Regions from separate parts of the Homo sapiens genome. Here all the other regions are linked to region 3. A link is a loop called in an ENCODE intact Hi-C map of the cell type or tissue named here. Cell type or tissue: heart right ventricle. All regions are shown on one strand. Each heading gives the region's core, and the rest is flanking DNA. Links, peaks and the distances in the headings are about the cores only. Region 1 overlaps HIVEP3 (HIVEP zinc finger 3). Region 2 overlaps HIVEP3 (HIVEP zinc finger 3). Region 3 holds the start of HIVEP3 (HIVEP zinc finger 3).

Region 1 (10,538 bases), core at 1,452-9,451, 72 kb before region 3:
CTCCCCACTGTCCCATTACTGGCCCCTCATAAAGGCTTCCTGATTTATCACTGCAGTAGGACTGAACTCTTCCACCAGGAGGTTTGCTCCATTATGCTCCATTACTCTGGCCTCATTTGAAAGCAGCCTCTGGGGCTTTATCCATGCCAATCAGGAGGTCTTGGTGGAAAGAGCTCCACGTGCCCCTGAGATAACAGAATGCTAGCTTCCCACAGCTCAGACCCACTGAGAATCCTGAAGAAGGAGCCCAGCATGAGTTCATTCTCCTTCCCAAGAGAAAAGAGAGCAGAAAGAAAGAAAAGGAAGCAGCATTCTTTCTCATCCCTCGAGATGGTGAAGCTCCTTTTCATTTGCTTCTGAGATCTGCAAATCAGGTGGCAATTTTAGCTCTTTTTGCCCCCCGCTTCTTGCTAGAGTATCAGAAAGGCACTAAGGCCAGCAGCCTCTTTCTTCATCAGCAATTAGATCTATGGCTAGGATCTGTCTACCTGGCACTGACCTGGGGTAACCTCAGTTCCAATCTCTGCAGCTTTCCAGAAATGAGGCTTCAGTGTGGAGAAAGATTTTTGTTTCAAATAAAGGCTTTTCTTACGCTCAAAAGCAATGTACCCTGGAAATTGTTGCTGGGAGGACAGGAATGCAGGATGCAGGCCCTCAGCTGTGAAGTCCTCCCCTCCGTTCCCCGTTACCAAGCACCTCTACTTCCTCCCTAAGACCTGAGGAAACGCTAAAAGCAGGCACAAGCAGTACACAGCAAATCCCCACATTTCACGGCATATGCGCCTTCCCAGATGACTGCATGGATACACTCCATAACACATTGTTAAAGTGATAATTAGCGATAGACTTGTTATGAATATTCCAAATACAGTTTCTCTCTACAACAGTTGATGGAGACAAAGGACATCACACGAAATGTAAGAAGTAACAGAGGGATTTTTGTGCATATATTTTTAAAAGGTCCTGGGAAAATAGCATAAATCAGAAGTTGATTTCAACAAATTAAACATTTCAGGACCCATTTCCAATGAAAGATGCATGGGCATCAGTATTTCCTCCGCAATGCTTAGGGAACACGCCATCCTCCCACAAACTCCAGTAAAGAATGTGAAACCCAATTCCAGAAGCCACTCTTCTGTTGCCCTGTTTCACAGCAGCTAGGAGTGCTAAAGACGGGTAGTTTAAGAAAAAAAAAAAACAGAGGAAATGCTGAGGAATAAGGAAGAAAGTAACTACAGCCAACGTGACTCACCCTTTAAAAGTAAAAGAGAAAAGGCTTCTATTCATGTTTAACATTTCTCCCTCTAAATGAAATTTCTGGAGGCCCCAACTCTGCCCCCACACCTTTACACACATTCTGATTTTTTTTATTATACTTTAAGTTTTAGGGTACATGTGCACAATGTGCAGGTTAGTTACATATGTATACATGTGCCATGTTGGTGTGCTGCACCCAGTAACTCGTCATTTAACATTAGGTATGTCTCCAAATGCTATCCCTCCCCCCTCCGTGTGTGGGGCCTCCACAACAGGCCCCAGTGTGTGATGTTCCCCTTCCTGTGTCCATGTGTTCTCATTGTTCAATTCCCTGATTTTTAAATTCACAGTGATTTTGCTCCACATGGGACAATGTTGATACCAATGACACACTCCCTCCTCTCATTGCCTGCTTCACCAGGGTGGATGAAAGACTTCAGGCAGCCAAACTGAGGATAGTAAAGAGGGGAGGGAGCCTCTGACACCAAGGAACAAAAGAAGGAGACCCAGCCCCACCAAGTCCACCTCCACTGCAAACTGAGAATCAGTTCAGCCAAGGGGCATGGAAAACAACAACCCCTTCAGGGCTGAAAGGGAGCAGCACACTAAACTAACAAGGAGAAGAACGCAATGAACAGTGCTGCTGCATCTCCTCTGTGAACATCAGGGATTCTGGACTTACTCAGATAGAATGTTCTATTTTAAGGATGAACCTGAGCTCTTCTAGTCCAAGAGGGAGACACAAGTAGCAACACACGTTATCATGCACACAGAGTCCTCTGCAGGCAAAGGCGCCCTTCTCCTCCCCAGCAGTATCGCTAGACGTCATCCGATGCCGCTTCTTACCTTAACTGCTCGCAGGGTCACAGGGCTTGAAAACCACAGTGTTGGGGACAGCCCTAGAGCCATTTAAGTACACCCCTTTCATTTTCTAAGTGGGGAAACTACAAACCATAGAGGCTGAATAATGTGCTCAATTCAAAAGGCTTGAAAACAAGTGCCAAGGTTGGTGTAAAATCTAGGACCTTCAAGTCTCAATCTTAGTCCACCCTCTACAACAATGTTCCCCGCTTTTCCCCTTATTCAGACTAAACTAACATCCAAAGCATAGAATTATCTTGAAGGAGTAACATTAAACATCAGGATCAAAATATAAAGAAAGGAAAATCTAACATCTCATATAGAATAATCTCAGCACTATACCTAGAACACACCAGCTGACCTGGGCTTCTTTGGGTCCTGAGGGAGGCCAGCCAGGGGCAGAGGTCACCAGGAACAGCCTGGAGAGGGGAGAAGAGGGCCGCTGGAGGCCTTCAGGGCTCAAGCTTCTGCCACAGGGCCTTTGCACTGCCTCTTCCCTCTGTGGGAGCTCCATCCCTGGGCATCCACAGGGCTCACTCCCTCACCTCCTTCGCATCTATGCTCATAGGCCCCATTCTCTATGTAGCCTCCCCTGACAACTCACTTGAAAATTTCCCTTGATAGTCCCCATCTCTTGCACCCTACTTAAGTTTTTCCATGGTATTTATCACTTTCTAAGAGACTACAATATGTTTATTCTCTACCACCTTCCATTTTAAATAATATCCATGAGGACAAAGAGTTTTGGTTCACTCCTCTATCTCCTGGGTCTACAATAGTGTCTGACACATAATAGGTGCTCAGTAAATAAATACTAGTAGAATGGATAAATGAGTGCTCATTCCTTCACTGTCTCCATCAGCAACAACCACCTACACACCTCCTATACACACACACACACGCACACACACACACACACACACACACACACACACACACACGCCTCTTTCTGCCCTTTTCTCTCTTCTTCACCTATACCCCAGGCCTGCCACTAGGAACAACAGGGATAGTTTAGGTTAAACTTAGAACATTCAGTAATAATATTGCCAAGCCTTCCATTAAAAACTCATGTTTTATATACATATATGGTTTTATAGGCACAAAAACTCTAGAAGGATACACATTAAACTGATATCACTAGGTGTCCCAGGGAACTAGATGGCTGGGCATGTAAACTTTTCACTCTATATGCTTTTATACTATTTGAATTTTGAACTATATGAATGTAATTACCTGTCAAGTATGTTTAATTAAAAATAAAATTGGAGGCTGGGTATGGTGGCTCATACCTGTAATCCCAGCACTTTGGGAGGCCGAGGCAGGTGGATCACCTGAGGTCAGGAGTTCAAGACCAGCCTGGCCAACATGGTGAAACCCCATCTCTATGAAAAATACAAAAATTAGCCAGGCATGGTGGTTGGTGCCTGTAGTCCCAACTACTCTGGAGGCTGAGGCAGGAGAATTGCTTGAACCCGGGAGACAGTTGCAGTGAGCCAAGATTGCGCCGCTGCATTCCAGCCTGGGCAACAGAGTGAGACTCCATCTCAAAAAGAAATAATAAATAAAAAGTAAACTGGAAAAACCAACGCACGAATAACATTCATTCCTCAGCTCTCGTCCTCACATCATCTTAATACAAATTTTTCAGGGTGACGGTCACTAGAATGCTGTCAGCCCTGGATTAGATAGTGAAATATGGTAACATTCTCCTTTTCTCTCATCCCCCAATTTTCTGAAATGTGCATGTTACTTTTACAATGAAATATTTGAAAAAGTTTCCATTGTGCAGAAGGATATGAATTAATGCAAATTTCCCTACATACATAAAACATGGAGACTTTGTTTCAACTCATGAATCCATTTACCTTTCATTCTGTTAACTCCTGTTGGATTTTTCATTTAATAGATTTCAGAGGAAGTTGTCTAAGATGGTGCCAGGTCACCAGAGGTGCCAATGCAGGACACAGGCAATGCCGTCAAGGTTGTATCCGGTGAGGATGACCACAAGCAAGCCAGGCTCATAGCCTAAAGGATACACCTGAACGTGTTCGCTGTGAGGAATGGGCCAGAGGATTATGTGATGTTTCATATTTTTTCCTTGGGACTTTCAGATTTTTCCAAGTTTTCTGCCCTGAGATGCATTACTGAACTTCTGTTTTTCCTCTTACTACACTGTGAAGTAAATGTGTGTGATGAGTCACTGGCCTTTGCCAGGCTGTGATCTTCCCAAGAATGAAGTCCCTATTTAATTCATCTTTGTCTTCTCAGCCTCTTGCCTGGTGCCTTGCAACAGCGGCTCCTCCATAGATGGGTAATGAAAGAATGAACAAATGACTGTTTCTCAGCATCCAATGAGCACTCATGGGATATAGCCACATACTAACCCCAAAGAGACAACACCACTCCCTCATTCACTGCCTGCTCACCTCAGTCATCATTCATGGGTATTCCCTGTTCCAGGCAAGGCAACGGAAGCCAGAGCCACCCAAGTGTGGCTATATAAAGGCATCCAGGAAAGGGCATATGTGGCCTTCCCAGCAACCTAGTCTCTCATGCATTTGGGTTCTGAGCAGTTAATGCTGGCTCCATACTTTGACATCTTTGTAACTTTTGCAAATTTTCTTTTGATTCTTTTCTGGGGATTCATCTTAAGGAAATAATTAGTCATAGGAAGAGGAAACTAAAACCACATTTATTAATGCTGTTTAGGTGGAGAAAAGTTGGAAACAACCTAAACATCAAACCATAAGAGATGAGGTAAACAAAGGATGCTGTAGCTATGTAAATGAGTACTCTTACATTACAATTGCTGTAAACTAAGCTTGTTGCTCTAGAAAGTTGTTCATATAAGATATTAAGTGCCAACGTGTTTTATGAAAGACTATACATGATATTGTGACACTACACTTACATTAAAATATATGTGTACATATTATATATGTATGATACTATATGACTAAATGATCATCTTGTCTTTGGGGTAAGTAGGATTTGGAAGTAGCTTTTTCTTCTTTTTATTTGTCTACACTTCCAAAGTTTTTGTAACAAGCATGTGCTGCTTTGCAATAATGAAAAATAGCAATGCTAACATTTAACTGAAAAAAGAAAAGCACAATTATCCTGGAGTAGGGCAGGCACTAAAAAGGCGGGAGTAAGAGCGATGAGAGTAGAACGCTGAGCTGAGGCTGGCCTCCTTCACGGCCACCTTCCTCCAGGGGTGGATCCGTGTTCCAGTCACCTCCAAACACACAAAGATGTCAGTGCCACAGACCATACTTTCTCTCACACATCCAGTCAAAGCACCAGGAGGGGACAGAGTCACCACAGTGCAAGTCTCAGCTGGGATTGGGCAGGGGAGAGGAGAAGGGCATCAAGGAGCTGACCAGGAGACACACTGATCTGGCCAGGCAGCCTCTTGCAGAAGTGGATCCCGTTAACAATGAAACAGATATGACATGAACTTGGCAACTTCTGAGAACAGGAATGTCTAGTGGTGCTTCTAGCCTAAAGTGACCCAGTTTCAGATAAGACAGTTTAATCCAGAACTCAGAGGGAGAAAAGATTAATATTTTCTCCTAGGGAAGGATACCCAGAGCTACCACAGCTGAAATGGGAATAACATGCTTAAAGGTGGATATGAGATGGCCAAAGTCCCATGAGGAATGGCCTCCAGGTATGATGATGAAATCCAGTGCAGGAGGGAAGGTCTCTTCTCATAGTATCCAATTGCAAAACTGGTCAAAATTCAACCATTTTCTCAGGGTTATTCTAAAAGCTGTTGGACTTGTACTGCTTCTTTGGCTTCTCTGGCTCTTGTTCCAGCTTTTGCAGTTACAAAATGAGAAAGACCTCGCTGTGCTGTCCTCCATTCAGTGGGTTCTGGATGGATTGCCAGATGATGTGAAGGGCTCTTGGTCATGGCTGGTACCTGCAAACACGGAGAGTGCTTATCACCATTGGACTCTACTGTGCCATTTCCATCATGTCAATCATGGATAGACATGAGATAAGGAGGATGGAATCGGCAGTGGGCAGGACACAATAGGAAGCGAGGGAGGGGAGAGGGCAACAGGGTGGAAGGGTAGAGAGAATTGCAGGAAGAAGGAGGGACCCAGGAATGGCCCAACATCCTCAGAGATGAAAGATTACAGAAAGAGGGCAGAAGGCGAGAGCAGAGAGGCCATGCCAGCTTGGGCTGGAGCAGTCAGATTCCTCACCACACCCTTGTCCCTGCTGTGCCCATCTGCTGCCCTTTCTTTGCCTTCTGGCCCTGTAGGAGCCATCCCAGCCCCACATCCCAAGCCCTACCTGTGACTACCCCTCCCCTAAGCCCTACCAGAGAAATGAACTTACTTCTACCCTTCGTGGGCCGCATGCCTCCAGCTCCAGCTCTTCTTGGGGCTCCAGAGTGTGCCAGTTTCCCTTCAAGCACCAGTGTCCTCAACCTCTGGCATGGTATTGGAATCTGTGCCTTCAGAACCTCCTTTCTTCCCATTCTTCAGGACGTTTGTCCCTCGACTGGACAAGATCCAGCAGGAGTGGGCAACACAGGAACAAATCCGAGACACCAGACTGAGAGGGACAGGAAGGGGAAACACGGGGCAGTCCTGGGTGATCTGGACCATCTGGTCACCTCATTCTAGTTCACGAGTGGACATTTAGATAAGGGAAACCAAACTGAATCAGAACTCTAAACTCAGTGTGCAGCAGGGTCACCAGATTGCTTATTCTATGGCACCTGAGACCTTTCATCACCACTGATCTTCACGACAGATGCACGCAGATATATCTACCAAGGACTTAGAAACCCAAGACAGTTTCATACTTTAAAAATGTGTGGAAACTAACCATGCACAAACTTCTCCAATTACATCAGTCTCCCCAGAAGCACATCCAACAGCACTCTGTCACAACTTCTGGAAGCAGCCTGCCTCCTTGCTAACCCCTCCTCCATGCAGATGCTCACCTAGAGGAGTGGATGGGACATAATACCAAGGAGGAGAGTGTGGGTCCAGTCCTAGCACAGGCCAGGAACATTTTCTGCTTTAGAGTCACAGGACTGTTCACCAAGCCAAGCTGAATAAACATCTTATTGCAATATTTGCACAGACATGCAACTACTTGCTGTGACCATGACAGTGACTGGAATGTAAGGATCCATCAGTGGTAGACCCAAATCTTTTTTTTTTTTTTTTCCAAGTCTTGCCCTGTCGCCCAGGCTGGAGTGCAATGGCGCAATCTCGGCTCACTGCAACCTCTGCCTCCTGGGTTCAAGCAATTCTCCTGCCTCACCCTCCCGAGTATCTGGGACTACAGGCATGCACCACCATGCCCAGCTAATTTTTGTATTTTTAGTAGACATGGGGTTTCACCATGTTGGCCAGGCTGGTCTCAAACTCCTGACCTTGGGATCCACCCACCTTGGCCTCCTAAAGTGCTGGGATTACAGGCATGAGACACCACGCCTGGCCGGTAGACCCAAATCTTAAAGCACATACTCTACTCTAGTGGTTCCTAAACTTTAGCATGCATCAGAATCATTTGTAGACTTTGTTAAAACACAGAGTTTTGGTTACACTCCTACGGTTTTTTAATCAGTAGGTCTGGGGTGGAGGCTGACAGCTAGAGTTTCTAACAAGTTCCCAAGCCCAGCTATTGCTGGTCCAGAGACCACACTTTGAGAACCACTGGTCTACCACCAACAGTGTTCAATAGTATCACCTGTCTTATATCAAAGGAACCACTAATGACTCACTCGCACTCAGCCCTGTAACCTCATCCAAAGCAGAGGCACAGAAAAGGCCACCACACACACAAAGAAAAACTGTTTACAAAATGTTTTTATTTTAAGGTTAAGAATAAAAGGAGCCTTAGGGTTCATATAATCTAACTACCTCACTTAATATAATATTAATTAAACTAAGCTTAGAGAGGGTAACTTGCACACAGAAACAATGAAACAATCAATAGAACCCAAACCAGGAACCCCAGCAGCACTACTCTCAAAATCGCAAACGTGGAGTCCTAGAAAATCTCCTAATTTTTGTCGTCATTAGAGTCACAAGGCTCAAGAGTCTGCAACTGGCAAATTAGGGCTTCCCCTTCTGGTCCTCCATGCCGAAGCACTCAGGCCATGCCATGGTCATTTCTTAGTAAGGCTATGATGGAAGCAATTCTTGGTTCCCTCCAAGTTCAACTGTGAGTCCACTGCCTAGAACTCAGAACTGGTTTTCTCAGAAATCCCATAGCACACGTGGAGGGTTCCTGGGAGAACTCTTCCTACTAGGCACCACATTGTTGAACTGCAGTGATGATAGCCCACAGGATCTAACCATCATGAAGAATATAATTTCCTAAAATTCCATTCTGAGTTTCAACTTGGACCTGTGCTGGTCCCTCTTCCTGGAAAACTGCTGCCCCAGTTTTCTCATGTCAGGCTCCTTCTGTATGTTTCCTCTTGCAGAGTATCTCCTGATCATCTACCCAAGTAGTTCTCACTCCCCTCCTGCCAGTTACACTGCATCTCATCAGCCTTCTCTACACTCCTTATAGCCCTAGAACTATATAAAACATTTGTTCATCATCTACTTGCTCATTACCCCCTGAAAGTAGGATGTGAGCTTCGAGAGGGCAGGAACTTTACCTTTCTGTCTACCACTATAACCGCAGCACCTAGAACAGTGCTTGGGACACAGCAGATTCTCTATACATATCTGTCTAATGAACAAATGAATGTACAGAAGAATGATGAGAGAGCACCTTCTTCTTCTTCTTTTTTTTTTTTTTTTTTTTTTTTTTTTTTTTGAGACAGAGTCTTGCTCTGTTGCCAGGCTGGCGTGTAGTGGCATGATGTTGGCTCACTGCAACATCTGCCTCCTGGATTCAAGCAATTCTCCTGCCTCAGACTCCCAAGTAGCTGGGTCTACAGGCACGTGCCACCACACCTGGCTAATTTTTGTATTTTTAGTAGAGACAAGGTTTCACCATGTTAGCCAGGATGGTCTCAATCTCTTGACCTCGTGATCTGCCAGCCTCGGCCTCCCAAAGTGCTGGGATTACAGGCGTGAACCATCATGTCCAGATGAGAGCACCTTCTTTCAACGTGGTTTCCAAAGTTGGAATTTGAGACTTTCCTTCCTGTTTCTCTCATTTTCAATAGTAGGAGTTAGACTACTGAGCTTTAATAGAACGTGGAAGGAGAAAAACGTGCCCTTAGGCTGGTGTTCTCAATGACAGGACAGAGAAGAGGAAGTTGCAGGGATTGGGGGTGGTGTCGATTTACTTCTCAGCTCTGGTGTCCTTTCGCACAGAAAGCATGCTGGTGAGTCAGGTCTTCCTGGATACAGGGCTTGGGAGGCAATGAGGTGTACTGGAATGAGATGTTTTTGAGACCAAAGAGTTGGGTTCAAACCCTCAAAAAGTCATGTAAATCTCTCTGAGCCTCATGGGGCTGGTAGAAAATACCCAAGGGATAGGGTGTTTGTGAGGATCAAGGAAGTTAACATATGTGGACACTCTCTGTAAATAGTAAAATAATATAAGTTGCTATTAAATGATTATTGATAAGACCACATAGGCTCTGGAGAGATCCAAATAGGTGAAATTTCTCGGCATGCATCTCCATTCAGTCTTGCTGTTTTGCCTTCCTTAGTTCTACCAGCACTCTCAGACCCCAGGCTGCTGCGTGGGAGCCCCGGCTCAAGAGCAGAAGCCCTAAGGTGCTGGCATGGGCTCCTCAGAGCCCCGTGGGGCTGCCAGCAGCCACAGCACAGCCATGAGCAGGGCAGCCAACAGGAAGCCCAGGAGAAGACCACTGTGAGAGGCCACAGAGGGACACAGGGACACCGTCATCGGCCCTGAGCCAGGGGCAGGTGTAAGAAACAAGCCGGAAGCCCTCACTTTTGGCCCAAATGCTTTGGATAGGCCAGAATCCCAGAGACAGGAATATCAGAGAAGCCAGCTTCCCTCTTATGACCAGGCCCTGGCTTCTTCATGTCCTTAGGGTGGGTTCTACACTCCACTCCCAAAAGCAGGGCCTATACTTCTTCCCTTGCCAAGAAGGTGGGGTGGATGGTATTGGGATCTTTGGATGGATTCCCAAGATTGGAGAAGGTCTCCTTTCTCAGTCTTCATGGGCTGCACTGCCAATTTCTCATTGACCAAACTTTAATGTTCCAGGCAACGAGGCTCTTGGCTATAAGGTGTCCTCATGTTACAGAAATCACCTCCTCTGACCCAGTTACTCCCAAACTGTTTCCACTCTTCCTTAAGTGATAACCTTAATGACAAGTCTCATGCAAACAGTAATTTCTTATCCTTTCTTCCAAGAGTTCAGTTCACTCCAGCAACTGGCTACTAACTACTTACAGCTGAGCACAGATTTCACGCAGAACTGTGTAAAGTTGTCCTTGGGAAGACAA
Region 2 (10,538 bases), core at 1,634-9,633, 260 kb before region 3:
GTCAGTGCTGTACCCCAGTGCCTAGAGCAGCCCTGACATATAGTGAGGGCTCAACAGATGTCTGCTAAATGAATGACTATATGCTTGGTTTTACTCTGTAATCTCTTGCTTCCACCCTGGTAACTTGAAAACAACTCTTTACACCCAAACATACTGTTGAATTCAAATCAGAGCAAAGCTATTTGGTAAGCAGGTGGCTCAGAGCCCTTTGGGTCTTCTTTAAGAAAAAAAATAGGGTAATGCCTTTCTTTTAATTTAATTCAATGTCATGAACGTTTCTTTGCCTGCCTCCTCTCCCATGAGTGGCTCTGCCAATTAGAAACCACAGTCTCTTCCTTGTCCAGAGCCTGTCTGCTGGCCTCCTCACATAATCAATTCCAACAGAGTCCAGGCTAGAAAAAGCTGGTAAAATCCCCACAGCCCCACACGCAGCCAGTTCACTTCCTTACTGTATTCACTCAGCACTTGCACATCAAAGGCCCATGGACTTCTCAGAGCAGGAAGAAACCCAGGGGATCCCTCAGGCCAGCCTGCAGCTGAGGACATTGTGGTTCAGACAGGGGAGGGAACTGGCAAATGACACACAGTAGTTAGTGGCAGTTCCAGGAACAGAACCCAGGACTCCCAGCTCCATACCCTGGCCCCAATTCCTTTGTGGGCTGGAACCATCTCCCCATGCCCGCCTTTCACCAAGGAACACGTACGTGCTTATTACCTGGAGCTCTAATCTGATTGTCTGCCCACCCCTGACCATTCCTGGGTATTTGAACTTGGGCACTGATGGGCTGAGATGACTCTCCAAAGCAGCAATGCACCAGGCAGCAGAGTTAAGAGCCAGACAGAAAGGAAACGGGGGTTGCATTTGTTCAGAGCCAGGTACTTTACATGCTCATCTCAACTAACACTCACAGTGCCCTGAAATGAAGGCATTATAACTACATTTTATAAATGAAGAAAATGAAACACAGAGAACTTAAAAATGCAGCAAATTACACAGTGAGAAAAGGGCAGGACCAGCATCAGAGTCAAGTTCCTCCTGGTAAGGAAGCCCTTGTTCTCCTGCCCGACCACTCCATCAGAGGCCCAAAGGCCTAGACAGCACTCCAGAGCCTGTTGGGCTGGGTCCCTAAAAACAACAAAATATTCCTCTGGGGAAGTAACCAGAATGATCCCATTCTAGAGATGAGGAAACTGAGATCTGGAGAGGAAATACAACTTGCACATGGCCACGTGGCTTGTGGGTGGTAGATTTGCTCAACTCTGAGCTTCTTGGGGATGCAGACTCTCTCCTAGTGCTTAGCCCAGAGCTGAGCCCCCAGAAGGACCAATCCACTGTTGAATAAATGAATAAATGACAGCGTAAGGTGAGAAGCACAACCTCCCGACACTCCCACAAGCCGGGTGTTTACACCCCAATTGACCCACACGGTGGCCTCAGGAGCAAGAGACCAGGCTGATGCAGGTGAGCACAAGCCTAAACTCACACTGATATCCAAAGCTCACATCCTCGTCTCTGAGCCCATCGATGTCAGAGGCATGGGAAGTGATGCTGGCCCTGGTCCCCATTCAGCCCTCAGCTCTCCATGGAGCAATGGTTATGCAATGAAGAGGTTTAGGAAGATGGCGGAGCTGGTAATTCTTTCACCCAAAGACTGATGTTTATGGCATGGAATGTACCTTCCTCCCAAAGGCTGGTGTTTGGGGCAAATTGGTCTATTTTGTTGCCCCCTTTGGGAGCAGCTGATTCATTCACAAATACTGCAGTTTTTATTATTCTCAGTAATTTTTCATCCTAACAACTGAAACTAGTTGTTGTTTATGGTTCACCTACTAAGTGCCAGGCACAGGTATCTAATGAGACATCTGTCACCCTGTAGGTAAGTGTGAGCATTCCCACATCACAGATCAGGAAGCTGAGGTTTAGGAGAGGCAAAGCAAATAGGAAAGGCACAGGGCTAGAAAGCAGGAGATATAAACTCCGGTCTGTGGGACGCCATCGCTCATGCTCCTACCATGTGGCCTTTGCAGGTCCGGGACAAGGGGGTCGGAGCCACAGCCAAGGACAGATGGAAATGGGAGGCAGATGGAAGGCCTGCCTGACTTCCTGGGCCTCCTGCTGGCTGGGCTTCTCATCCCAGGCAGAACATCTAGCACCAGGGCACTTCTCCACATGCCCACATGCTGTCCCCAGACTCTCTGATCAGACAATCAGGGTGGAACTTGGAGCTCTTCTGTTCAAAGCCCTCAGGTGACAGCACCTGGCACCCCTGGTTAAGAACCACTGCTGTCAATTCTCAGACCATTTTCTCACAACTACACCCTCTTCTGGAAGGTTCGAAAATGTTTCTTAAGAAATCTGTTAATTGGTTTACAAAGAATATCACAACTCAAAACCGCTGAGACCTTCCAATTCTAAGATTCTCAACCAAGCAACAATAACTCATCCACAAATGCATGTGAAGGTTTGTCTTTGTTAATGGCAATTATTCCCAAACAGCGTGATGTTTATAAAAAGGACTTTGGAGCCCAAAGTCCTGGGTTTGAGTCCTAGCTCAAACCAGTTATTTGACCACAGGCAACTCAACTCAACCTAATAGTTATTAAAAGCCCACTATGGACCCAGAGTCCTGGGCTGGGAAGACTAGGGACACAGAAGCAGACAAAAAAAAGTCATGATCCCTCTTAGCTCCGAGTTCCTCATCTGTAAAACAGGAACCAGCAGTTACCAAGTGCCTGCTACACCCCCGGGCCTTGAAAGTGCATGTTCTCACTTCACCCCCCCCATGAGCCTCGGGAGGCAGGTTCTCCTGTGATCCTGCTCTGCAGCGGAGGAAGCAGGGGCTCAAGGGGGTGAAGTGGCCTGGGTGAGCCTGCGGCAGTGTGTGGCAGTGTCTGCACTCTTTCCATCCCATCCCCCGCTTGGCAGATTAGTCCACAGAGTGAACAGGATAATAAGGGAGAGTGCTCTGCAGCCGATCAGGAACCGCACAGATGTATGACATCATGGTTATTAATAATGGAAGCAGCACAACTAATTCACAATCCTTCCAGATGGACCACCTGAATTGTCTCCTAAAAACCTCCTGCAAACAGAGCATCGAATTCTATAACGGTAGAGCTAAGAGGGTCCTTAGAAGTCTGACCTTTTCCTCATTTACAGGGGTTGGGGATGGACAGATCTAGAGGGCAGCCCCGCCCCACAAAGCCCAGGATGCACTGTTGGGCTTTAGTGATTGAACCAGGAAGATAAGTAGGTCTCAGATCAAACACCAGCAGTTACCCCCTCCAAAGGGTGCTGGCAAGAATATCAGCAGCGAACTGCAAGTATGGCCTCTTCCTGGTCCCTAGCCCAGCTCCTTTCTGCTACAGGGCCTTTGTACCTGCTGTTCTTCTATGGCAAATATTCTTTCCCCAAAGCTTTGCAAGGCTGTCACTTCTTTATTACTCAGATCTCAAGATAAATGTCAGCTCCTCAGAGAACTCTCTGGGCCCCCACGTGTAGCTTCTCCCATTCCTCCCTGGCATTCTCCATCACACAGCTTTGTTTGAGTTTCTTCAGAGTGTATATGACGACTTAGCTTTATCTGATCCATTAATATTCATTATTTCTCTTCCCACTGGAATGCAAACTCCCTGAAAGAAGGGATTAAACAGTTTTCACTGCTGTAGTCCCTAGAATGGTGCCCAGGGCCCAGCAGGCACTCAGCAAACATGTTCATCAAGTCCCCCTGGATGTTGGCCTGGGTCATGGCCATCCTAGCATCTGGCAGACACTCATTCAATAAATGCTATTGACCCTCTCCTCTATGCCAGGCTCTCTGCTAGATGCTGCGGTCCTTGCCCTCACAGTGCTTTGACATTGATTAAAGCAAACAGCACAGGAGACGCCAGAGCTGTGGCTGTCCCATCACATGCAACCAAGCAATAGTCGGCCAATATCCACAAATATGGCAGAAAATGGAAGAAACTGGGAGACATGGAGGAAATGCGGCGTTGGGTTGGCCCTGCAAAGCACTCCCACATGCTCAGTACTCATCTTGGGGAGCTAGTGCCAGGCACCCCCTCACCAGCTCTGGGGACACGGGGACAAGGGGACATCCCCATTGCCACAACTACCTCATAGCTGCAGCCTAGAACACAATGGGATGAATGTGTGTGTGTGAGAGTGTGCGTAGGAGCAGATGTGTGAGTATGAACAAGTATACAGGATCGCATAAGTGAGAGTGCATGGGAGTGGGTGTGTGTAGAGGAGCAGGGTTGTGTGTGCGAATGAGTGAACAGGATGGCATGTGTGAGTGAGTTGGAGTGGGCTGTGGGTGTGTGCACGTGTAGGAACAAACTTGTGTGTACAAGTGGGTGTTTGAGTGTGTAAGAGTGCACACACGTGTGTATGTGTGCATGTGTGAGAGATGACTGTGGTACCATTACCAAGCTCTTCACCACAGGCTCCACATGTGGTTGAACTTTACATGCTAAAGTCTTCAAAATGAAAGGCACAGAGTTGGTAACTGGTCATCACTTAATTCATTCAACAATAAATCATTTGACTCTTTATGTTTTTTAAACACATTCTGCAAAGTGTCCATACAAAGCAGCAAGACTGGTTCTAGAGGAAAATTCTCAACTTCTGGATGTCATTCAGTGAGGTGAGAGCACTGGATGGGGAGTCATGTTGCGGTCCGTGCTTTACCACTAACTACTGGGTGATCTTGGGCCACTGTTTAGCTGTGTGACCTCAGATGAGCCTCTTAACTGTTCTGGGCTTCTGCTTACTCTCCATTAAAACAGACCAATTAGAATTTAGCTCTCAAAGTTTGGTTGCAACTGTACAACACTACATCATCTCTATGGGTAGCCCCTGAAGCACTGTTTCCTTGGAGAGCAAGCCTACTAACTTGAAAAGGGCCCGCAACTAGAAAAAAAATGCTGGGTTGGACAAAGTTAAAGAGTCTTTTATTGCAGGACTTCTCAGAGCCTTTCATTTGCCAGTATGGATTGTAATTGGCCAAAAGGGTAATAGAGAGCTTGCACAATTTGCCATTCTTACTCTAACAGGGAAACCTTTACTGGTGGAACAGCTTTCAGAACTAACAATCCACTGAACACACTGGGAAAATCTGCTACTAGGCACACAGGACACTTATTAATGACCCCTTTTTTGCAGATGATGGAACAGAAAGGGTGTTCTAAGTCACAGAGCAGAGCCATGACAACTACCAGCCCAGAAATCATCCAAACCACAGTTACTGGCACGTGCACAAGGCTTTACATCTACAAAACATTTTTTACTTACGTGATCTCAATCTTTCTTAAAAACATACCTCTGGGGACACTCATTCCATTTTTGATAAAACATAGCCTGAAAGAGACGAACGAGTCTGCCCAGAGTCACTAAGGGATAGACCCATAATTTGGCTCTATCAGTTTCCCCTATGTCCTTGATGAAACATCAATCAATACATTATATTTTTATAGATAAACAACTGTGGCCACTATGCAGAGATCCCTGCAAGATGCCAAGGCTGATGCTATCTGCACCTGTTTTGCAGCCACCACCACTTCTGTCTGAAGCCCAAGCACCCTGCTCTGATTAAGGGGGGTTGGGGAGGGTGCTCTCAGAAATGCCCCTGGAGTAGAAGCCGCTCTGGAAACATCCAGGCTGTGAAGTGGGAGTAGATCTCTCCCAGTCGCCACACCCTCCTGACCATGCCAGGTACAACCCGCTAGGATGTACCCCCAGTGCCAGCTGTCATTATGCCGGGAGGAGGGGCTCCTCGGAGGATCCAGAGCAATGCTAGTTTAACTCACTCCCAATGAGCCCCGAGGAGCCCCAGGCTGGTGGGCTCTGACAGACTGAAACTGCATGGCCTTGGGGGAAGCTAGGGCTGCCAAACCCATTCAGCAGCTCCCGCCGGGTGTGCCGTGTCCCACGGTATGCGTGGGTGCGAGGGGTGAGCGCCGCGCCGGGGTGAGAGTCTGCGCTGGACACAGGAGGCTGTGCACGCCAACGGCCGTGCCAGGCGCGAGTGTGCCAGAGAAGTGTGTGAACGCGGGAACGCTTGTGTCGCCCTAGGGTGGTGACAGAAGTAGTGTCTGGAAAACGCTGGCTGAGAGCGCGTGCATCAGGCCACCGCAGGCTGCGAAGAAGCCGGGGCCCCTCACTCCAAGGGTCCCGGGAGTTGGCACCGACGCACTACTGCAAGCGCGCCCGCGCCCAGCCCTCTCCCACCGACGCGGCTCCCTCCGGTCCCTCTGCCGCCCGCTCGGCGGTGCCCGGTCCCTGGGCTGCCAGGCCGCGGCGGGGGCGCGGCGCGCGGGGCGCTCGTTGCTTACCTGCGGGCGGCCGAGGCTCCGCTGCTCTGGGCTGGGCTGCGCCGCGCTGGACTGGGCTGCGCTGGGCTGCGCGCCCGGCCTCCGCGCGGCTCGGCAGCGCCCGCGCGCTCGGCTCCGCCCGGCTCGGCTCCGCCCGGCGGTGCCCCAGGCGCTCGCTGGCGGCCCACGCGGCGCGGGGTGGGCGCGGGGCGGGCTGGCGGGCGGGCGCCGGCGGCGGGCGCGGCTCCGGGCCGCCCCGCGGCCGCTTGGAAGCTCCTTATTTGGGCAGTGATGTCAGGGGAAGTCGCAGGGGCCGGACCACCCACTTCTTTCCATTCACTCCCCAGAGTTTCCTGTCGCCGAGCACGGGGACCCCGCCGCCGGCCCGGGGCGCCTCTCCCGTCCGCTCGGCCTCACTGCTGGCCACCCCGGGATGCCTTCGCGGCCGGGGTCGCAGATGGGCCCGGGCGCGGCTGGCGGCTGCCAGGGGAGGGTCTCCTCGCCCGGGGAATCCCTGGCTGCCGGCGGCCGCGGGGAGGGTCTGCGCGCCGGCCTCCTCGGTGACAGGCCGTGTCACTCCGGGCGCCGCCCCTCCCTCCGCGCCCGCCCCGGCTCCGGCGCTGTCTTTTCCTCCTGGGCCCTCTAGGGAGGGCAGACAGGGAAGCCCCTGTCGCCGCCGCCGGGGCCCTGCCACTCTGCGCCACGCCTTGGTCGCACCCGGGCCCAGCGGGAGTCCATCGCCGTCCCCAAAGTGTGCGCTCCCCGCCTTCCCCCTGGGTGCCAGCCGGGCTCCGGGAAGCCCGCGCCTCCCCAGGCGGGAATCCGCTTTAATGAGCTCTGGGCGGGGCGGGCCTGCCAGGGCCTCCCTGGGCTCAGGCCTGGGGTGGGGGCGGGGGACACCCCGGGGCTTCCCAATGGCTTGACTTTACCAGAAGCTGCTGGATCTCGGGATTTGGGCCTGAGTCACTCTGGTCCTTGCTCTGGCCAGGATCAAGCACACTTGAGCCAGTTCCCAGCCAGGCCTCCACAGGTCTGCGGGAAGGCCAGGACCCTGAGATCTCTCTCCGTGATCTGTTATTTCACTGATGCCCACCAGAGGTTATTTGGCAGAGGTCAACCCTCTGCCACAGTGGAACCAGGGCTGGCCCTGGGTTTGGCTGACTCCAGGAACAGCCTCAGGAGGAGACAATGGAGCTGGGGGTCGGGGGTGTAGAGTGGGGTTAAGCCAGGACTAGAGTGAGGTAAGTTAAGTGCCTAGGATGCAGAATTTAACCAAGCACTCCCTTTCAGGGTCATGAAAGTTTGAGGCCCCACAGGGGAACTAAGCACTATGCTGACCCAAGTTTCCAGGGGGATCCTTGGAGGCTCCAGGTTTCCTCTGGCTCCAAAGTCATGCCCTCAACTTCTCTAGGCCCAAAGGGCGGATTAGTGACCTTGGGCATTTGTGTGCCTTTATACAACAGCCTCTGATAGAGCTGCCACCCTTCCTCCAAAGCCAGATCAGAGCAAATAGACTCCTCCCAGACCCCCAGCTTTAATGGAGGGAACCCCCACCTTCTAAGAGGCACTACATTCCTAGGGGCAGAGAGGAGGAAGCTATGGCTCCAGGGCTTGCAGAGAGTCAAGGCAGGTGTGATTGCAGCTGGACATGGGTCTGCACACTCACGTACACGATTGCAAACCCACTGACCAGCTGCCAAGCTGCCCAGCTGTTCTGTGGATCACCACCACCCCAGTCTCTCTCAACTTCCATCAGCTCCCAGGGCCCAATCCCAGCTCTAATTGGGTCATCCTCCTTCTGACAAAGCCCCAAAGGGAAGGACCACACTTCCTGATCTGGCATGCAAGGCCCCACGGACCAGCTGCATCTCCCAGAGCTCAGCCCATCCTGCCATTTGCCCAGCCACCACCCCCAACACGCACCACTTTGCACCAGTTTCCACTTCTTGAGGTCTTCATACAGGCTTTCCCTTTGAAATGTCTTCTCCACCCCCTCCAGCTGTCCTTCACACCCTGAATCCAAGCCTGCCCTTGATACAGGTCCTTCTCTTGAGCAGGGCAACTGGGGTGGGGTGCCCCCTGGGACAGATTCCTGCTCCTCACTCCACTCCTGCCCTGCCCCCACTGTCCTGCTTCCCGTTTTCTGTCTGAAAGCAACTCCAGGCAGAGGAGGTGGGTGCCTTGTTATAATTCATATGCCCTGAGGGGTGACTTTCTATCATTCACACACACAGGCTCAGATGACAGCCTTGCTCCTGCCCCAAGTTGAATGACATCCTCCTCCCCTTTGAGAGGTGGCCTGGCCTCAAGGGACCCTCCCAATGGATTTGGTCACCTTCCATGATGCCACAGGCAACTCAATAGTTCCTGCCTCTACAGACTTGCCCATCACCTCACATTGAAGTCAGTTATTGGGGGCCTCCTCTTCCTCAGACTGGGAGCTTCAGGGAACTTTCCATCTTGATCCCTCTCCCCTCCCAGGACTGATAAGTTTACAAATGTTTGTTAAGTGAATGAATGGTCCTGAGGGGCAAATCCTAAGACAAACTAACCAGAGGACGGGGGAGAATTTACCCAACCCAGAACAGTGGCTGATGTCCTAGGGTCCCTGGCTGGGGGCTGGGATGAAAGGCGGGGTTCTCAGCTAGACTGGCTTGAATGCTCAGGAGACTGGGATGGCTTGGGATTTGTCTCCTCCTTTCTCTTGACAAACTCCTCTGCAGCCATCAGGGAGCCTGGGATATCCCCATGCCAACCCCCCAAAACACGGAGTCCTGAGCTGGCCCTAATGAGGTGGAGGGGAAGGATGAAGGAAAATGCAATTTGTCAAGCCCTTTCATTGTACCAGACACAGTCAGACTGGATGCCCCTGAGCCTTCCAAGCCATGCAGGCCTTTCCAGCGGTAGTCATTCCCCAGGCCAGGAGTGTCAGCTGGGGAGCCCTCACCTAGCTCCTCCCACAACCATCTGTCCCCACTTCAAGACTCAGCCCCCACCTCAGTTCTGGTGCCAATTCTCACTGGAAGCCAGAAGGTCTTCAGGACTCCAGCCTCAGAGCTCAGAGAAAGAAGGTGGGGGCAGACAGCCCTGCTTCGAGGCTACCAGCCTGACCTCGACTCTACTCTGTGAGCCCCCACCTGCAGACCAGGCCTCCACCAGTCTGCAGAAAGGCAGAGTTGAGGTGCAGGACACCTTTCCCACCATGTATCTGAAAGGCAGGTGGTACCAGGTGCCAGTTCCTTCCTATCAGCCCCATCCCCTGCAAGTAACTGGGCCAGGTCTTGAGAAAGTCCCAGTACTTGGCCCTGGGGGCCTTCCCACATTCCTGCATTCCTCAAACATGAATCAGGCACCATTTCTGTGTTGGGAACATGTAATACACAAGCCTGTGTTCATGGATGGAGACTGACAGGTAAACAGATATCCCATTGCTAAATGTTACACTGCTGTTTGACAAGGTTGGAGAGGGGTGGAGTAGGGGCATACAAGATGGAAAGATAAGATTCATTCTACTTCTGGAGCTACAATTCAAGAAAACTGTGATCCAGGTGTCCCGGGCTAGAATGCTGAATGCTTGTTTCCACGGAAATGTTATACACACACACACACACACACACACACACACACAGTCTGGATCTGCTGTAAAGCCAGCATCACACTGTAGAGACTTTACAAGCTAAAAGAGATTAGAGCAGAGGGCAGGTTTGGCATCTGATCTGCCATCTAGAAAGCTATCTCTATGGAATTTTGTTTCCAGCTTATAACAACAAAATTAGACACAATTTTGGAACCCACTGTTGCTCCCAAGGAGCTAGGGACCAGCACAGTGTGTTGGGAGCACTTTTAAGGTGGGGTGGGGCTGAGCAACCAGGCCCTGTGGGCCTTCTGGGTTATTTATGTTTAGGTCTTACACTGACTTAGCAACCATCCCCTCTCCATCCTCCATCCCCATTGCTGTGCTTTCCTGGACTCAGATGCTTTGGTTGTTTTCCTGTTTGGGGTGTGTGTGCGTGTGTGTGTGTGTGTGTGTATGTGTGTGTGTGTGCATGTGCACATGTATGGTAGGTGCTCTCTTCATAGACCTGTTGCACACATGAAGCTTCTGTCCTGGGACAGAGACTAGAGTTTGCATTTTATGGATATCACCTTCCTGAGGTCCAGTCCTCCAGACTCAGTTCCCATCCTTTCTCTCCAGCCTGAGAACTGTGTTTCCAGCTTCCTGACTT
Region 3 (10,538 bases), core at 874-8,873:
AGTATTAAATGTTAGAACATAACCACTAATAATAACAGTAGCATAGTAGTTCCCTGATAAATTTTGACAAAAGATCATAAAGTTCTCAATTTCAACAGCAGGGCTTTATAGTTGTAATATAATTTTGACCAGTAAGCCACCGGCTATCCAGAAACCTCACAGGTGCCATTATCATGGATAGTTGCAGTTTTTTCTCTAAGAATCATGCAAAAAAAAAAAATCTTTTGGGGATACTTCAGAACTCTGTCTTTTTAAATTGGATGAACAAAATATAATTTTAACTTCTATGGATACATGTGGGTCATTGTGAGCATCAGTTACTATGTTATAAAACAGAGTACCAAAGATCCATCAAAATACATAAAATTTCACTGAATTGCTTACATTAAATGCTCATATCAGCTTTAGAATTCCATGCCTTGAATTCTTGTGCCTTTTAAATTTTTTTTTAGTTTTTCTGTTTTTTACTCTTACTTCTTACTGATACTTGATAAAAGAGCTTTAATAATCCTTGCACAGTACAGTATCAGTTGCTTCCAATTTGCTAGGTGCATTTGACAAACTAATAACCAAGCCTCTTAAAACTTGAAGTAAATGCAGAGGCCTGAAAGAGGGTATAAAATTTCCTCCAATGATCAAAATTCATAAACTGTAGCTCATGGACTTATGACCTTTCTCTTGATTTGCCATCTAGGTCCCAACTGGATAAGTGAAATTATGTAAATGTGAGTTCCAGATTGTTGTGGTATTATCCTAATACCTATCAACTACATAGCATGTTACTAAACGTATCTCATTTTTCTTCTCAAGATAGTTCAGTGGTCTTGGTAAGGTTATGATGGTTACACCTACTTTACAGATAAGGAAGAAAATTGGTCACGGGCTTTGGCCAAGTCTGACCCAGAATGCTAGTGCTGCCTGTTGATACAGCCAGTGTTTTCCAGCCCTGCCCGCCTAGTGCATCTGCAGATTTGTAAATACACTTTGACTCCACAGGAAACAGGATGGAGAACAGCATGTCAGGGACTCCTTGATGGGCAGGATGGAGGGCAAAAAAGAGCCTTAAAGACATTAGGGAATTCACAGAGTAGGGAGTGAGAGACAAGTTAAATGCTATCCAGTTGTCACACAGCTTTCTTAATGTTATCTTTCATCAAATCATGTCCTAGAACCTGCCAGGACTTCAGACTAAATGCATCTTCTTCTTGCCTGTACCTTTCACACACTAAATGTCTCAACAGCTCACTTGGCAAGGACCCAAAGGCAGCACACACTTCTCCACTCCAAGGAGGGTGGCTGCCACTAAACACAATGGGCGGAGACAGCTCAACAATAGTGCCAGTTGAGCACATCTTGATCCACTGCCACAGAGTTCACAGTAGTAGTTGGCCCTCAAAGCAAACCCACTGGGGTGTTGAGGGCAAAAAAACAATCTTAGCCTTAAGGGGCCAGACTTTGCCATCAAATTAACAAATCTGCCCAACAGCCCCAGGCTGAGGCGCTCAGGGGTGTGACAGGAGGGCCCCTGTTAACAATTCTGTATCCTGTGGGTGCCTTAACTAGATGGAGTGGAGAGGAAGCAGAGAGCTAAGTGTCACACCACCCTCTCCTCCTGCCTGCAGGTGTCTTAGTTGGACAGCTGTCCACCTTCCTTGCAAAAAACTCCCACAATCTTTAAATGCAACTATGTAAAGGGCCTCCAGCCTCTGCAAGCCATCACAACTTTAAAGAGCATATGTCAAACAGCTCAGACGGCATCTGAGGTCTATTCTTCAGCCCCACAGTATAGCCCAACCCCAGAGCACAAGTGACACCCTAGTGGACAGGAACTCCTCCCTACACTGGCTGCTCAGCAGGACCATGAAGAACAGCTGGGACCTGGCCTATTACCTTGGCTTCAGGATTCATTTTCTGCCTGGAATTGGGAAACTGGAGGCCCTGCAGGGGTCCTTCTCCTGGGTCCAACTGTCTCCAGGGTGCAAGAGGGGTGAAATTACCAAATGAAAGTTCAGATAAGCAATTACTGGCTGAAAGAGACACAGGAGGGTCTTCAGATCAACACTGACCCAGAGCTAATACCACACTGTCCTCAGAGGGACACACGATCACTGACCTGTATTCTTCACATTTAAGTTGCTAGAATTATTCCTCCTTGCCCCCACTCTCTCCCTGCCCCCAGCATACACATAATTACATAAAGACGTCTTAAACAACTGTAGCACCCAACTTCTTCAGTCTGGGGGAGAGCCAGGAGATGGTGGGGAGCTGTTTGGGCACACGTCTGATCATTACATAATCACACAAACATGGGCTGGAGAACACTGCCATGCAGATCAGTTCAGCAAACACCTCATTCTCCCTCTTTCCTCTTCCCTCCCCCCGTAACACCCAAAATGCACACCAGAGTTAACAAAACCGAAGCACTCCAGGTAGCCAGTGGGCACCTGGCTGCTGTGGTTACAATGCCAAGGGCTACCAGAAACGTCAGCGTATACCAGAAAGAGGGCCAGGGTGCTGCTCACCCAGCGACCAGATCTGCAGACCCTCTTCCTGCAACCACTGCCCCCGAAGTTCAAGGAAGGGCCTAGCCACAGAAATATTCCTGACCTGCAACAGAAACCAAACCAGCTACGTTAAAGGAAACCAATGCCGAGCCTCCAAGTTCCTCTGCACCACTGCCACACTCAGGAGTCCTCAGCAGCCTGGACAATATCATTAGGGACCATTCGGCACCATCAGTGTTTCCATTTAAAAGATAGTAAAATGTGGGGCATAACTTGGAGGGGACACTCTCTCTGCTAGCAGGGAGGCAAGAATCCCCTATAGAATAGGAGTTTGGTTTGGGTTTGGTTGGGTCAGGTTGGGGGTTGGGAAATGATTTTGCTTTAGGAATATTTTCAGGGGGCTAGGATTAAGGGGGAAAAAGAAAGCTATCCCCTCTGTCTCAGCAGCCAGCATCATACGAATCTCACTCTCAACCAAGCAGGCTACTGCAGTCCGCCTAAACAATCCGGAGCAGCAGCCAAGGCAGCACAAGAAAACGCCGGTGCCACGGAACGCGATGCCTAAGCCCCCCAGCCGAGGCTCCTATGGAGCCGGCCGCCAGTGCGCGGGTGCAGAGCCCAGCAGAGCCTGCTGCAAGCAGCGCTGGAGCGCACGGCGCGCATAGGGTTACAGCCCCGCCGCCGCCGCCGCCGCCGCCGCCTGTGATTGACGCGCGGGGGTCACTTGAGGCTCGCGCCGCTCCCCAGCACCAGGCCGAGCAGCGCGCTCAGCCCACCGGGGGCACTGGCCGCCACGCGCAGCCCACCCGGCCGGCCCCTGCGTCTCGGCAGCCGGACACCTTGCCTAAGAAAGGCATACACAAAATGGAATCGCAGCTCGCTATTCTGCTTCGCGGTGCGGCCTCAGGCAAAAACACAATCACAAGGTAAAATACAGCGCAAGGAATCCATCCGCCGAATAAAAACCCAGAGTCCCCTACCTTCGGCCTTGGGATGGCAAACTGGTCCTGTGTTCTCTGACCCACGGATCCAGCCCCTTCTTCATGAATTATTCCGGCCAGGCAGGATTTTGTGCATTTTTTTCATGAACACCTGTTTCAAGTAAGGGGTAAAGACCTTATTGAAAGAATTGTCCTTAAAAAATAACCTGTGCATACGTATGTCCATCCAGGCATGCATGCGTGTTTGTATACACACATATGCACACGGAATAGCCATGTACATTGAAGCACCAAACTAGGCAGCTGGATAATGGGAGAGTCGGCTGGTTGTGAGCATGCTCGCGCCGGGAACAGATCCACCCTCTGTTATTCCTCTGAATAAATATAAATCACGATCAGAAACCCAAACAGAAGCATCCCTCTTGAATTCGTGCTGCTGAAAAACACGGAATAAATTCAGCCTGCAGACACAGAATCTAATCAGCAGCTGTTTTCTGAATCCAGAGCCAACCCATGCCTCGCTTGTCTTTTCCACTAGGAGTCCAGACCTTTTTTGAAAGGGGGTTTAACCTTTTAAAGACACAGTACACCAATTATCACTTCGGAATAGCTGTCACTCCCAGCGCAGGAAGCCAGTCCCATGCCTAAAGGCACAGTAGGCTTGCACACAGTGATAAGGATTTCATTTATTGGTGCTTTTTAAAAAACAACATATATGTATAATATATGTGCATATATATGCACATATATATGCACACATATTATATATATATACGTGGAGAGAAAAAATGCAAATGCAAGTCATAAATATTTATTGCACTGATGAGCTTCTCAGTACTAATTGGCACGTTATGTAAACACTATGATCCTTCACTTCTGAACACCCATGTTCACGGGTCAGACGAGACAGGGCACTCTTGTCAGCAAGCGTGTCACACCTCACCAGCCTCTGGCTGCAGATCAGGGGCCGGGGAGCCTCAACAGTGCCTGAAGGGAGTGGGGTCTCTGCACCTGAGAGCTCAACACGGGCACTCCTTGCCCTGCCCTGCCTTGCTCTGCAGTCTCAGGGTCCATGTCCACAAATCAAAGAATAGTTCTGGCACTATTTCTAAAGTCGAACATAATCCAGAGCCACATCGCATTCCAAGACATACTTTCTTTCAACCAGAATCAGGAATCAGAACTACCACCTGAACCTTAGTTAGAGTCTTTACGATTCAGACTTAGGCCCTTCTTCAAGATTTTGTTATTGAGTTCTGTTGTTTTGTTTTTCACTTTTCTTTTAAGGGTCAGCATGGAGGTATGGAGGTAGAAAAACAGGGTAGGGGGAGAGACAACCTCCAGCCTAAATTTTTTTGAAAAAAATTATTCTTCGAGTACTTCAGCCACCCAGATGGTGTTTACTGCAGTTTTGTTCTGGCTTTTAAAGAGGTAGCGCTGAGAAGAAACAAGAGTCCTAACCTTGCTCACGTGTGTTAAGAAGGCAAATGTCTTTGACAGTTTCTTTTTCACCCCAGCCCCAGAGCTCCAGCATGGCGCTGTCTGCTCCTCCGCTGGTTCCCGCCTAAGAGCAGCGGCAGTGGCTCACCTCGGGAGCTACAGGGGCGCTCCTACAGCCGCTCCAGCATCACAGCCCATTCCCTCCCTTGCCTAGTCCTGCCAGGCAAACCGTGAAAACAAGTGCACTGTCACCCTCCCACCTCATCACAGGCGCTCCTGTGTGGACCCCTCCCAGCGACACACACACACTCTCTTCCTTCCCCTCTTCCAGGGCCCTTTGGCAGAAAATTATCATATTTCATGTGTCATCGCCCAAGCAAGCTGGGTCCATCACTGATTGGCTGGGCCCTGGCAGCCGGAAATGTCACCAGCCACACAGCGTGGAGCTGGCTCTCCCGCGGCCACCACAGACCTGAGCCCAGGAGGCTCTGTGACAAGGCACAGACCTACCACAGAGAGCCTGTCACTCTCTCCCTGGTCCAGCCCCTGCCCCCTGCTTCTCCATCTACCCAGCCCCCCGGGGAATAGGGGCTGCGAGGGGATGGTGAAGGAGTCTCAGTGACATTCCTATTTTCCCAGCATGTTTGAGAAGAAACTAAAGATGTCTCCAATCAGGTTTATAAATTTGGAGAACTTGTTTTTGACAAAAACATTCTGTCTTCACACTAAAAAAAAATCAGTAAGACTGGGTGAAAACAAGATGGTTTTTTTTTTTTTGTTTTGTTTTTTACCCCAGGAGAGTTTACTAGATGCTGCTGTTTATTTCCCATCTAACATCTCAGGCACCAAGGTATAATCATGTCACAGGGCTGTCCGATAATTCAGAAGGTGATTCGAGTCCATCCTCTTACCTTTAAAGAGAACAGCTCCAGAAAATGAGGCTTTGTAACTTGGCTTTGCAATGTATCATGATGCCACACAACTTTTTAAGGGTTAAATGATCTTTGTAGTGACCAACATGAATCACTTCAGCTGTAATTTAATCTTAGTCCCTCCTGCTGTATCTTCAGCAGGCTTAGTGTGACTCACCATTTAAGTCTCACCTTATTCTGTTCTCCTGAGTAAACTAAACTCTATCTCTCTGTCCTTTTCAGTAAAAGTTTTTCTCAACCCTTTAATTATGCTGCTTTAAAGAAAAAGCCTCCCAGAGTTACATGAGTCTGGAAGGTCATTTGGTCCATCTATCCATATGATGTGTCAGAACTCTCCACTATTTCCATACGGGGGCTTTTGGTTTGGGGAATGGTAAATTCACTGGCAATGCTGGGAACCAGGGAAAGATGCCATCAATAAAGCAGACATTTTGAATAATATGGGAAGATACAAAGTAGATGGGACATGGGAGGAAAAACTAATTAGTACTGATAAACTCATGATTCTGCAAAGACCCTGATATGGTTTGGCTGTGTCCCCACCCAAATCTCATCTTGAATTGTAGTTCCCATAATCCCCACATGTCATGGGAAGGACCTGGTGGGAGGTAATTGAATCATGGAGGCAGGTTTTTCTCATGCTGTTCTTGTGATAGTGAATAAGTCTCATGAGATCTGATGGTTTTATAAAGGGTAGTTCCCTTGCACACGCTCTCTTGCCTGCCACCATGTAAGATGTGCCTCTGCTCCTCCTTCACCTCTGCCATGATTGTGTGGCTTCTCCAGCCATGTGGAACTGTGAGTCCATTAAACCTCTTTTTCTTTATAAATTGCCTGGTCTCAGGTATGTCTTTATTAGCAGTGTGAGAACCGACTAATACAGACCCCTAAGAAGTAACTGTACAGGTTTCCAGAAAACAGTCTTGGAAAATCCCAAACTCAGAGAATCAGGATTGGAGGAGAATCATAGGCAGCAGTTTAAAGGCAAATTAAGGGACATCAGGAACATGGTCAGTTTCTCCACACAGAATGGCTGGACACAGAAATAGGTCCACAGCTTCTTTGGAAAGTGAGAGGTTTGTTCCAAATATAATAGAAGCCAAAGGTTGAATAGGGGCAGGATATCAGCTCCTTTTGAAATGCCACTGCTCTTCCCCAAAAAGTGCGCACACACACACACCACACACACACACACCACATGCACACAAAAGAGATTTAAAAAATCAGATAAAATATAAGATATAACAGAGAGATCCAGAATATCCAATCAATATTAGCCTAATAGGAGTTCCAGATGGAGGCATCATTAATGAAGAAGAAATCAATAATCAAGGAAATAACAGAAGAACATTTCCTTAACCTGAAGAAAGTCTTTAGGCCTTAGATCAAATGCTGTGCTAGGCAGCAGGACTACTGAAAGAATACACACTTCCAGATGTACTCTGATACTCCAAGAGCAAAGACAAACAATGACAAGCTTCCTCATAAAGGAGAAAAATCAGGTTGCTTAAAAGGAAAGAAAATCAGACTAATACCATACTTCTCATCTGTAACACTATGCTAAAAGACACTGGTATAATTTCTGTAGAATTCTAAGGGAACATTATTACAATTTAAGAATTCTACCAGCTGCCAAACTATAATTTCTCTTATGCAATGAAAAAGAAAGGTATGTTCAAAGACACAGAAATTATATCACCCAAACACCCTTTATTAAAAAAAATTTAAGGTTACTTGAAGATCTCTTCCAGCTGAGGAACAAATAAGGCAGGATAACAAATTCAAGAAAGGAGAAGATATGTTATATAAAAAATGTAATGAATAAAGCCAACAAAATATGTGGTCAAATATAAAAATAATTGAGAATATAGTTGTAAAATTTAATTGTTAGAAGTCTTGAAAGATAAGAGTATAAGTACATTTATTCCAGATTTGAATTCACATCTATATCTATCTCTTACATATATGTGTCTGGAATTAAACTTCCATATAATTATAACAAAAAAATAGAAAATCTCAATGGAAACAGGTAAAAATCACTAAAAAAGGAAGAAGGAAGGAGGGAGGGAAGGAAGGAAGGAAGGAAAGGAAGGAAGGGAAGAGAGAGATAAAGAAAAGGAAAGAAAGAGAGGATTGTTATGGCAGGCCAATAATTCCATCTGTTTCCTCTTCTTCCCAAGACCACATTAAAATGAAAATAAGGATTTTTTTTAGGTTGAAATAGATGATGACAAAACAAAAACAGTAAAAGAGTCATTGATCAAAAAAATTCACAAAGAATAATAAAGGAGGACAATTCATCAGTTAGAAATATATACTTTAATGCTACAGTAAACAAAATGGTATAGTACAAATAAAGAAGCCTACAAAGTGGATTGATGGAAGTCAAGAAACAAATTTAGCTATAATGGTTACTACATGGTAGTTAAGTAATAAAAACTGAATTTTAAATCAGTGGAGGAAAGAATGTGTTATTCAATAAATAGTGTTGGACTGTGGCTATGTATTTGAAAAAATATAAGTTTTACCTCTAACTGATATCTTGTTAAAAATATATTCTATTTTCATATAGGAAATTCTGCCATTTGTGAAAACACGGATAAACCTAGAGGACATTATGTTAAGTGAATTAAGCCAGGCACAGAGAAACAAATACTGTGTGAGCTTACTTATAAGTGGGATCTTAAAAAGTCAAACTCATAGGAGTAGAGAGTAGAATGGTGGTACCAGAGGCTGGAGGAGGTGGCGGGGGGAAGGGAAAGGAGCAACATTGGCCAATGGGAACAAAGTTTCAGTTATATAGGAGGAATAAGTTCTGGTGCCCTACTGTACAGCATGGTGACTACAGTTAATAATAATAATGTCCTGTATATTTCAAAATAGCTAAAAGAGAAGATTTTAAACGTTCTCACCACAAAGAAAGGGTAAATATGAGGTGATTAATATGCTAATTAGCCTGATTTGGTCATTCCATAATGTACACTATGCATATATTGATACATCACATTGTACCCATAAATATATACAAGTGTTATCTGTCAATTAAAAATAAAATAAGGCTTTAAAAATATTCTATTTTCACATACACAAAAATTCCACAAGGGAAAGATAGGTGTTATGATTGACCAATACTGTAAATCATAGAATTCTATGAAGTTTTTTTTTCTAATAGTGGAAAGAAAAGCATGTGGTCATCCAGTCTATGCTTAGATACCATTGTGATAGGCTAATTACTGGCCCCCAAAGATATCTACCCCCTAATCCCTAGAAACTGAATTTCACCTTATATGGCAAAAGATGTGACTACGTTAATGATCTTGAGATGAGGAGAGATCCTGGATTATCCAGGAGGGCCCTAAATGAAATCACAAGTATCCTTATAGGACTGACGTAGGAGACGGGCTAGAGGGCAACGTGACTACAGCGGCTGAGATTGGAGTGATGCAGCCACAAGCCAAGGAATGCCAGAGGCCACCAGGAGCAGAAAGAGGTAGGAATGGATTCTCCCCTGAGCCTCCGGAGGGAGCATAGCCCTATCAATACCTTGATTTTGGATTTCTGGCCTCTAAAACTGTAAGCAGAGAAATGGGTTATTTTAAATAACTGAGTTTGTGGTCATTTGTTATGGCAGCCATAGAAAACTACAACCACCATGATGAGAAACATAGTACTTCCTAGGGACTATCATTATTATTATTGCCAACAACAATACTTACTATGTACCTGGTGCTGCTAAATTATTTATATATCTTACCTCACAAGTCACATGCAAGGAGATGGTAGAGAGTTGGAGTTGTTACGGCCCTACCACTTAGTAGCAAAATGTCCTTGGGCAAGTTATATAACCTCCTAACACTGACTTTTTCTCATCTATTAAGTAGAGGTAAGAAAGGTACCTACCCACTGGGGTTGTTGACGATAAAGTGAGACCATCTATGTAGAGTGCTTAGAACAATGCCTGGGAATAAAGGTTCCATAAATGATAAGTGATCATGAGAATGTCCTTATGCAGCTGTAGTCTCTGTTCCAGAGCTTTTTCTCACTGATTTTTGTTCTTCTCTTTGGGTACATACAAAACAAGGGTATCTCCAAACCACCTGAATGTCCTTCAAATATCTGAAGCCATTGATCAGGTCATTAAGAGTCTGAGCTTCTCTAGGCTAAAAGTAACCAATGCCTCCAATCATTATTGTTCTTAGAAATTCACCTGGAGTCCCTTCCCTAACTTGGTCACCTCCCCTGAACACATTCTTGTGCATCATAAGATGTGACTCCAGACTCACCACCATGCTTGTTCTAGAACAGAGGTCTGCAAACTACAGCCCTTCGTGCAGGCTAATTTTTACAGCCCATAAGCCAAGAATGGATCTGACATTTTTAAAGGATTGTAAAAACAAAACAAAACAAACAAAAAACAGAAAAGAATGTATGACAGAGACTATACGTGGCTTGCAAAGCCTAAAATACAACTGACCCTGAACAACTCAGGGGTTGGGGCTCTGACTTTTCATGCAGTCAAAAATTCATGTATAACTTTTGACTCCCCCAAAACTTAACTGCTAATAGCCTATTGCTACTGGAAGCCTTAGTGATACCATAAACAGTCAACACATATTTTGTACATTATATGTATTATATATTGTATACTGACAAGTAAGCTAGAGCAAAGAAAATATTAAGAAAAATCATAAGAGAAAACATATTTAATGTTTATTAAGTGG

Evidence for each region. A loop is a pair of places that touch in the nucleus more often than their neighbours do. Peaks named below come from ENCODE experiments on the same cell type or tissue, not always from the same donor. Only the 100,000 strongest peaks of a DNase experiment are listed, where the experiment ranks them.
Region 1: a loop joins it to region 3, with 2.6 times the contacts of the local background. A loop is called at or near these places in 6 of 110 quality-filtered maps.
Region 2: a loop joins it to region 3, with 1.9 times the contacts of the local background. A loop is called at or near these places in 6 of 110 quality-filtered maps.

The regions. Positions count from the first base shown.
Region 1 is chr1:41,842,400-41,852,937 of GRCh38, forward strand. The region is part of intron 1 of HIVEP3 (HIVEP zinc finger 3); the gene reads right to left. Among named protein-coding and RNA genes, the nearest start is that of HIVEP3, 71 kb to the right of the region's middle. In heart right ventricle, for the core only: a CTCF peak has its summit at 5,431; a DNase peak (open chromatin) is centred at 5,471.
Region 2 is chr1:41,655,801-41,666,338 of GRCh38, forward strand. The region is part of intron 2 of HIVEP3 (HIVEP zinc finger 3); the gene reads right to left. Among named protein-coding and RNA genes, the nearest start is that of EDN2, 180 kb to the left of the region's middle. RefSeq lists a silencer at 6,303-7,182. In heart right ventricle, for the core only: no CTCF peak of the experiment used is centred there; DNase peaks (open chromatin) are centred at 2,821, 6,621, 7,111, 8,407 and 2 weaker places; H3K4me3 peaks cover 1,771 bases; H3K27ac peaks cover 2,084 bases.
Region 3 is chr1:41,914,929-41,925,466 of GRCh38, forward strand. It overlaps HIVEP3 (HIVEP zinc finger 3), which reads right to left and starts at 3,994. Exons shown (of 9, transcript NM_024503.5): 1 at 3,485-3,994. RefSeq lists silencers at 2,930-3,224, 3,276-3,325. In heart right ventricle, for the core only: a CTCF peak has its summit at 3,977; a DNase peak (open chromatin) is centred at 5,293; H3K4me3 peaks cover 3,327 bases; H3K27ac peaks cover 2,124 bases.